Linked DNA regions of Mus musculus: region 2 is linked to region 1. Evidence: chromatin loops called from intact Hi-C (ENCODE). Cell type or tissue: heart. All regions are shown on one strand. Links, peaks and the distances in the headings refer to the core of each region. The heading gives the core; the rest is flanking DNA. Region 1 overlaps Mbnl1 (muscleblind like splicing factor 1). Region 2 has its middle 34 kb from the start of Mbnl1.

Evidence for each region. Peaks named below come from ENCODE experiments on the same cell type or tissue, not always from the same donor. Only the 100,000 strongest peaks of a DNase experiment are listed, where the experiment ranks them.
Region 2: it touches region 1 in a loop (2.8-fold over the local background); 3 of 42 quality-filtered maps call a loop at or near these places.

The regions. Positions count from the first base shown.
Region 1 is chr3:60,515,056-60,517,872 of GRCm38, forward strand. All of the region lies in intron 1 of Mbnl1 (muscleblind like splicing factor 1), which reads left to right. Among named protein-coding and RNA genes, the nearest start is that of Mbnl1, 15 kb to the left of the region's middle. In heart, for the core only: a CTCF peak has its summit at 1,418; DNase peaks (open chromatin) are centred at 536 and 1,406; H3K27ac peaks cover 1,338 bases.
Region 2 is chr3:60,466,208-60,469,024 of GRCm38, forward strand. No RefSeq gene overlaps it. Among named protein-coding and RNA genes, the nearest start is that of Mbnl1, 34 kb to the right of the region's middle. In heart, for the core only: no CTCF peak of the experiment used is centred there; no DNase peak of the experiment used is centred there.

The DNA of each region.
Region 1 (2,817 bases), core at 241-2,740:
TGTTTAAAATATCAGAGAAAAAGGAAATAAATTAAGCATGCAGCTGTTGCTGTGTGTACTGACATTGGCCCCTCTGTTCTTGAAATTGTACTGTACCTTGAATGCATTATAGTCAACATGGATACTAAATATATTGTAAAATATAGAAATTTTAAGAATTTGATAGTGGCCATTATAGCAATACTGACACTTAGTAGGTATATTAAATATTTCTAATGTTTTCAGTAATTTCAAAATTATAATTTATAGGTTGAAATTAAAATTTATTTAAAGTGTGTGATGATGAGAGATTTACTATATGTGCCTAAAAGAATATATTTATTTTCATGTAAAGAAAAATGAGATTTTATGCTTAGAATCACTACCTGACAATTAACCAAGAGGAACAGCTTCATAAAATTATGTAGAAAGAGAAAATCCAACTTTGAGTGGCAGCAACATCTCATGAGTTTAAAAGGTCAGGCTGGTGCAGGAGGTGCCAGCTTTGCCACTCAATGTCATGCAGAACTCTGTGACAGCCAGGCTGATACAGCTGAAAATATCTGCAGCCTTGGAAGCTTTGTAAGTTTCAGAAGGTCATTTTGGCATCAGAGTAGCAGTGCTGATTCACAGGGAAGGTCAAACTAGATAGCTGGGTGAACACATAGATTGCTGAACCCAGGGACTGTAGAGTTCAGAGCAATTGCCAATTTCAGTAACTGGGTATTGTGCTCTAATTGGTTATGACTCTCATTGAAATATTTATAGAGTAATGAGATTTACTTAATTGATGACTTTTAAATTCTCTTAACTTTTAAAAGTTTGTTATTCACCTCCAGTTTTATAAACAGGTCAGAGTTTGCTTTAGTTTTATTTATATATGATGCACTTCATCAAAACAAAAGCAATTTTAAAAATCGCGTTGGCTTACTACAGTAAAGTGTGCATCAAACACAACTGTAAAAGAACAACTGGTTAGAAGGGAAGATATGACTAGAGCAGTTGAGATGAAACCAAGCATTAAATTTATCTCCACTCTGCTGCAACTAAAGCAAGATTTCTAGGAAGTTAAGACAAGAATCCGACTTATTTAATAAGATTTTTTTTCCTACCCTGTGCTGTGTTTTACTTTTAACCCTTAGATACTCAGTGGGATGACGCAGCTGCTCAGCCCTTGGGGGTTGGATGTTGGGAAGGATGAATTCTCAGCACTCAGGAAGCACACGCCGAGTTCTTGGGCACTGACCCATTCGGACTTGATCCCAGCCCAGAGCTGGGGCCAACCCCATTGCTTGTAGTGGCTCCATAGAGTCCAGTCTGTGGTCTTCATGGTCCGGGATTCCCAGGCCCGACTTTGTTGGCTGCCCTTTGTCTTGTTGCCTTTTCTGTGCCTGATGAAACAGTCCTTCTTCCTGTGCCAGTGCTGCCGCCCAGTGACAGAGCACCTGACTAGCACGTGCACGGATGTGGGTTCAGTCCCAGGCACTGAATCTAAAAACAAACCCCAACAAAACAAAACAGCAACACCAAGCTCCCCCTGCCCCCCAAACCCCCAAACCAAAACTGTTCTTCCACTTCAACCCTAGATCTGTTGCCCACGTCGAAGTCTCCTCTGACCTCTTTAACTCCTCAGCCTGCTGTGTACTTCTCACCTTTGATAATAGTTGTTAGTTATGTCCTTGAATGAGCAGCAGATCCCTCCAGGGCTAGATCTCCGTTTTCCCTGAGCTCATCTCAAGGGTGATCGGAAGACATTAAGCAGTGCACATGATGATCCCATCTCTGCGTTTTGTTTTGTCTTGTTTGTTTTTTGTTTTGTTTTGTTTTTTTTTTTTTTTGGTTTATTCATTCAATATGGTCACTGTGAGTTGAATGTGTTGTTGTTTTTGTTTTTTGGTTTTTTTTTTGGGGGGGGGGCGGGAAGGAACTTAGTAAGAGAAAGAAGGAGGACAGGAGGACTATGTGGCAAAGTTAGCAGAATAGCTCCGGAGCTCCTGCAGGGTTTTTCCAAGGAGATATTTGGGACTTGAGAACCAGAGTTTTTAATTTTTGTGTTTGTTTTGACTTTCTGTTTTTATTTTATAGACCAATTTGCTGTTTATCTTTTTTTTTTTTTTCTAAGAATTAGTGTAGTGTGGATTTAGAAAAGGTCAAGTATGCCTTTCAAACACTGCTTTCTCCCTGGTCTACTTTCTTACGGTTTTCTCAGCTGTTAAAATTAATGTGATATGGCTGATTTAAACCATTCCATCTTCTCGGCTGCTCTGTAAACTGTTTTAGTGGCTCACTTAGATCAGTACTCTGTGTCTCCTCACTCGCGATGGTCCTAGCAGGCTCTCTGCTTTGTCCCTGGGTATGCTCTCTGCTCACAGGGGTTAAATTTCTCAGATGAGAGCCCTGAAGGGCCAGCAGGCTCCAGGTGTTGAGTGTTAAATATCAATGTTATACTCAAAGAGCTCTTCTCAGGGGTCAGCCTCACCATCAGCTACTGGGTAACTAGAACTCTGCTCTGCTCAAAAGAGTAAACAGTACAGTAGAGGAAGAGCTGATGGCTATGGTGCTGTCAGTATTCTTATTCTGTGTGAGGATGGGCATCTGGTTTCTGCTGTATGGATAGGGAAGGTGAGCTCTGCAAGAGATCTCTCCCTTCTCACCTCCCTCCCTCCTTCCCTTCCTCCCCCTGCAGCAACTGGAAACTTCCAAGCAAACAGCCAGTGATGCAGTAATGGGCCCTTCAGGGTACCTAACTGCACTCAACACTCACCTCCGGTCTTTTGCTTTTCTATCACTATCACTTCTAAGTTTGCTAGGAAATTGTCAGTGTGTGTTTTAACAAAA
Region 2 (2,817 bases), core at 112-2,611, 49 kb before region 1:
ACTATGTCAGTCCTCAGGTAAGTTTCTGGTTTTTAAGCATTCCAGAGTTTAGATTCTTGTAAAGAGACTCCTGACTTGCAGCAGAGAAGAGAGGGGAATGGAAGGTGAGAAGAAATAGCAGAGGAAGAGAGATTTGTGATAGTAAATAAGGATTGAAATTATGAAGACAAAGAATCTGTGACCCTCTTCCAAACTATATGACTTACAATTTCTTAGAAAGGTACTTTGAACATCCTAAACATGAATAATGACAATTGTAATTTTATTGTTTTTCTTTATCAAAATGTCCTTTTAAATTGAAATAATGCCCAATTTTAATCTAAAATCAGGTATTTTCCTAGATTGAGCTTATTAACCTCAATTATTTTAGTGCACTAAAAGATGCATAAGAGCCATGCATATTATAAAGTAACAGACAGACAGAGATTTGTGTGTGTATGTGTGTGTGTGTGTGTATGTTGTGTGAATATGTATACACACACATGTGCTTTTCAAGAATATGTTGCTTGGCAAATAGATGAAATTAAAATATTTCATATATTTATTTTGTTTATTTAAATTATGATGAATGTGTGTGTGTGTGTGTGTGTGTGTGTGTGTGTGTGTATGCATGCACTTGTAGGTATATATACATAAATTTAGATGTTTGCAGACCCTGGAGGTGCCAGATCCAGGTTATCCAACACAGGTGCTGAGAATTAAATCTGGGTCTTCTATAAGAGCTCTTTACAATAAGTCACATCTCTAACCGTCTTGTTAAATATTGATTTATTTATTGCAAATTTAATCCAAATGCTATCAATAGCTCAGCAGTAATAAGTTACACAGGGGTTTAACTGTGATTCCCTAAAATCACCATGGTTCTTTAGAGAAGTAACTAACTTTAGATCTCAGGAAGAAAATATACAAAGTTGGTTCAAGTATCTTGCCCCAGAGAGCAGGGATAATTTCAAAGGATATAAGGGTTATCTCACAAGGCTCCAATTGTAATGAAGAAACCTTTAAAATGATGCAGAAATGATAATAGCAGCACCAGAACGAATGAGTACAACACAGTAATATGGAATGACTTCTTAACCCTTCCAGTTGATAAAGATCAGACAAACATCCAAGATACAAATGAGTGAGATCAGCAAATGAGCAGTCTATGAAATGGTAGCTGTGTGTATGCAGCATATGCAGTGAAGTTGGCTGTGAACATAAAAAATAAAAATATGATCTACTTCTATTTGGATTAGGAAGGTAAACTGAAAATTTCTAAGACATCTCTTCTTGACCCAACAGAGTGTCAACTCAATAAATGTCTTATTGTGTCAAATATTAGCAGCAGTATGGAACAACAAAAATTAATGGCAATTTATACTTGTAACACCTTTTTTGACTAGATGCCTTAGCATGGACAAATAACATGTATATACAGATGGTTCAATAATCCTTTTTCCAATACCTGGCTGGGAGAAAGAAGGGAGGCCTTCATGATTCTGTTCCTGTCTTTGGCACTGTTTTGAGTTGTAAAGTTCAGTCAATGAAGGAATTCCATATATAAATTCATTCTAATTATGTTTTGCAGGGATTGGGGACTCAATTGGTAAAGTGCTTATCCTGCAAACTGGCAAGACTCAACACCCAGAGATAAAATCCCATGTACAAGGAGATGAATGGACCTGTAATCCTAGCACTGGGGACCAAGGTCACTGAAGCTTCCAGGCCATCTACTCTAGCTTAATCAGTTAGCTTTAGGTTCAGTGAGAGACCTTGTCAAAAGGTAAGGTAGAAAGGTATTGAGTAAATCATACATTGTTAACCAATATGTAACCATTTATGTATATCTATACAAAAATGTCCACATATGAACACACACACACACACACATCTTAGAAATATCTTCATATTATGGTGTAAAGTGCAAAAGCATGCAGTGATGTTTTAAGTTACTTTAAATAATCTCACAAAACAATTTAATTTGTTATATAATATGAGTTTATAGATAAAATTTGATAAGAAATGAATAACAGGGATCAAATATACACAATACACAACATAGGTTATGCTCTGAGTGGTATGGCTAAAACCAAGATATGCATATCCAATTGATCACACAACTTACATCATGGGTAGCAAAACAATGGAGAGAATTTGAGTGGACTTTTTGTCTTTATGTTATATTACAATCCTTAAGAACGTACCTTTTGTTTTGTAACCTTCCAATAATATTTTTAGGTGAATATTTAAGGCCCCCCTTACAGATGAGGAAATGTCACAGAAATAATGGTTGCCTTGCTTAATGAATAATAGAAGCAGATCTTTGATTTTATTTTCTTCCACATTACATGGAAACACCTAGGACTTTGTAACATCAAAACTTCTCCAGGAAAACATGCATTCTGAAGGGAAAGATTAAGAATTGGTTACTATTTGCTAATGGAAACTTCAAGTAGAAACATGTTGAAAATACAGTGTGATGAGACAATTTATCAGACTAAATTATGAGAAAAAGCAGTATCTAACATTTACACAGCTAGAAGCTCCTATGAGAAAATCAGAGAAGGCGAGGAGGAAGCCCAGAATGGAAACTCAACTTCCAGGGAGAGGAAGTGGTCAGTAGAGGGCATGTGCTGAAAAGTGATGGCAAGAGAAGCCTTTAATGTGTTTGCAGTTTGGTGACAGAGCTCATTTCCTGACTAACAAGGAGACTTGGTGAATAAGAGGAAGCAAGAATACAAATGCAGAAGGACAGTGTGACACGAATAAACTTAATAGTGTTCCACTTCCTCCCAACATTAACCGTGGCAATAGAGGATGTATCATCAAAACTTC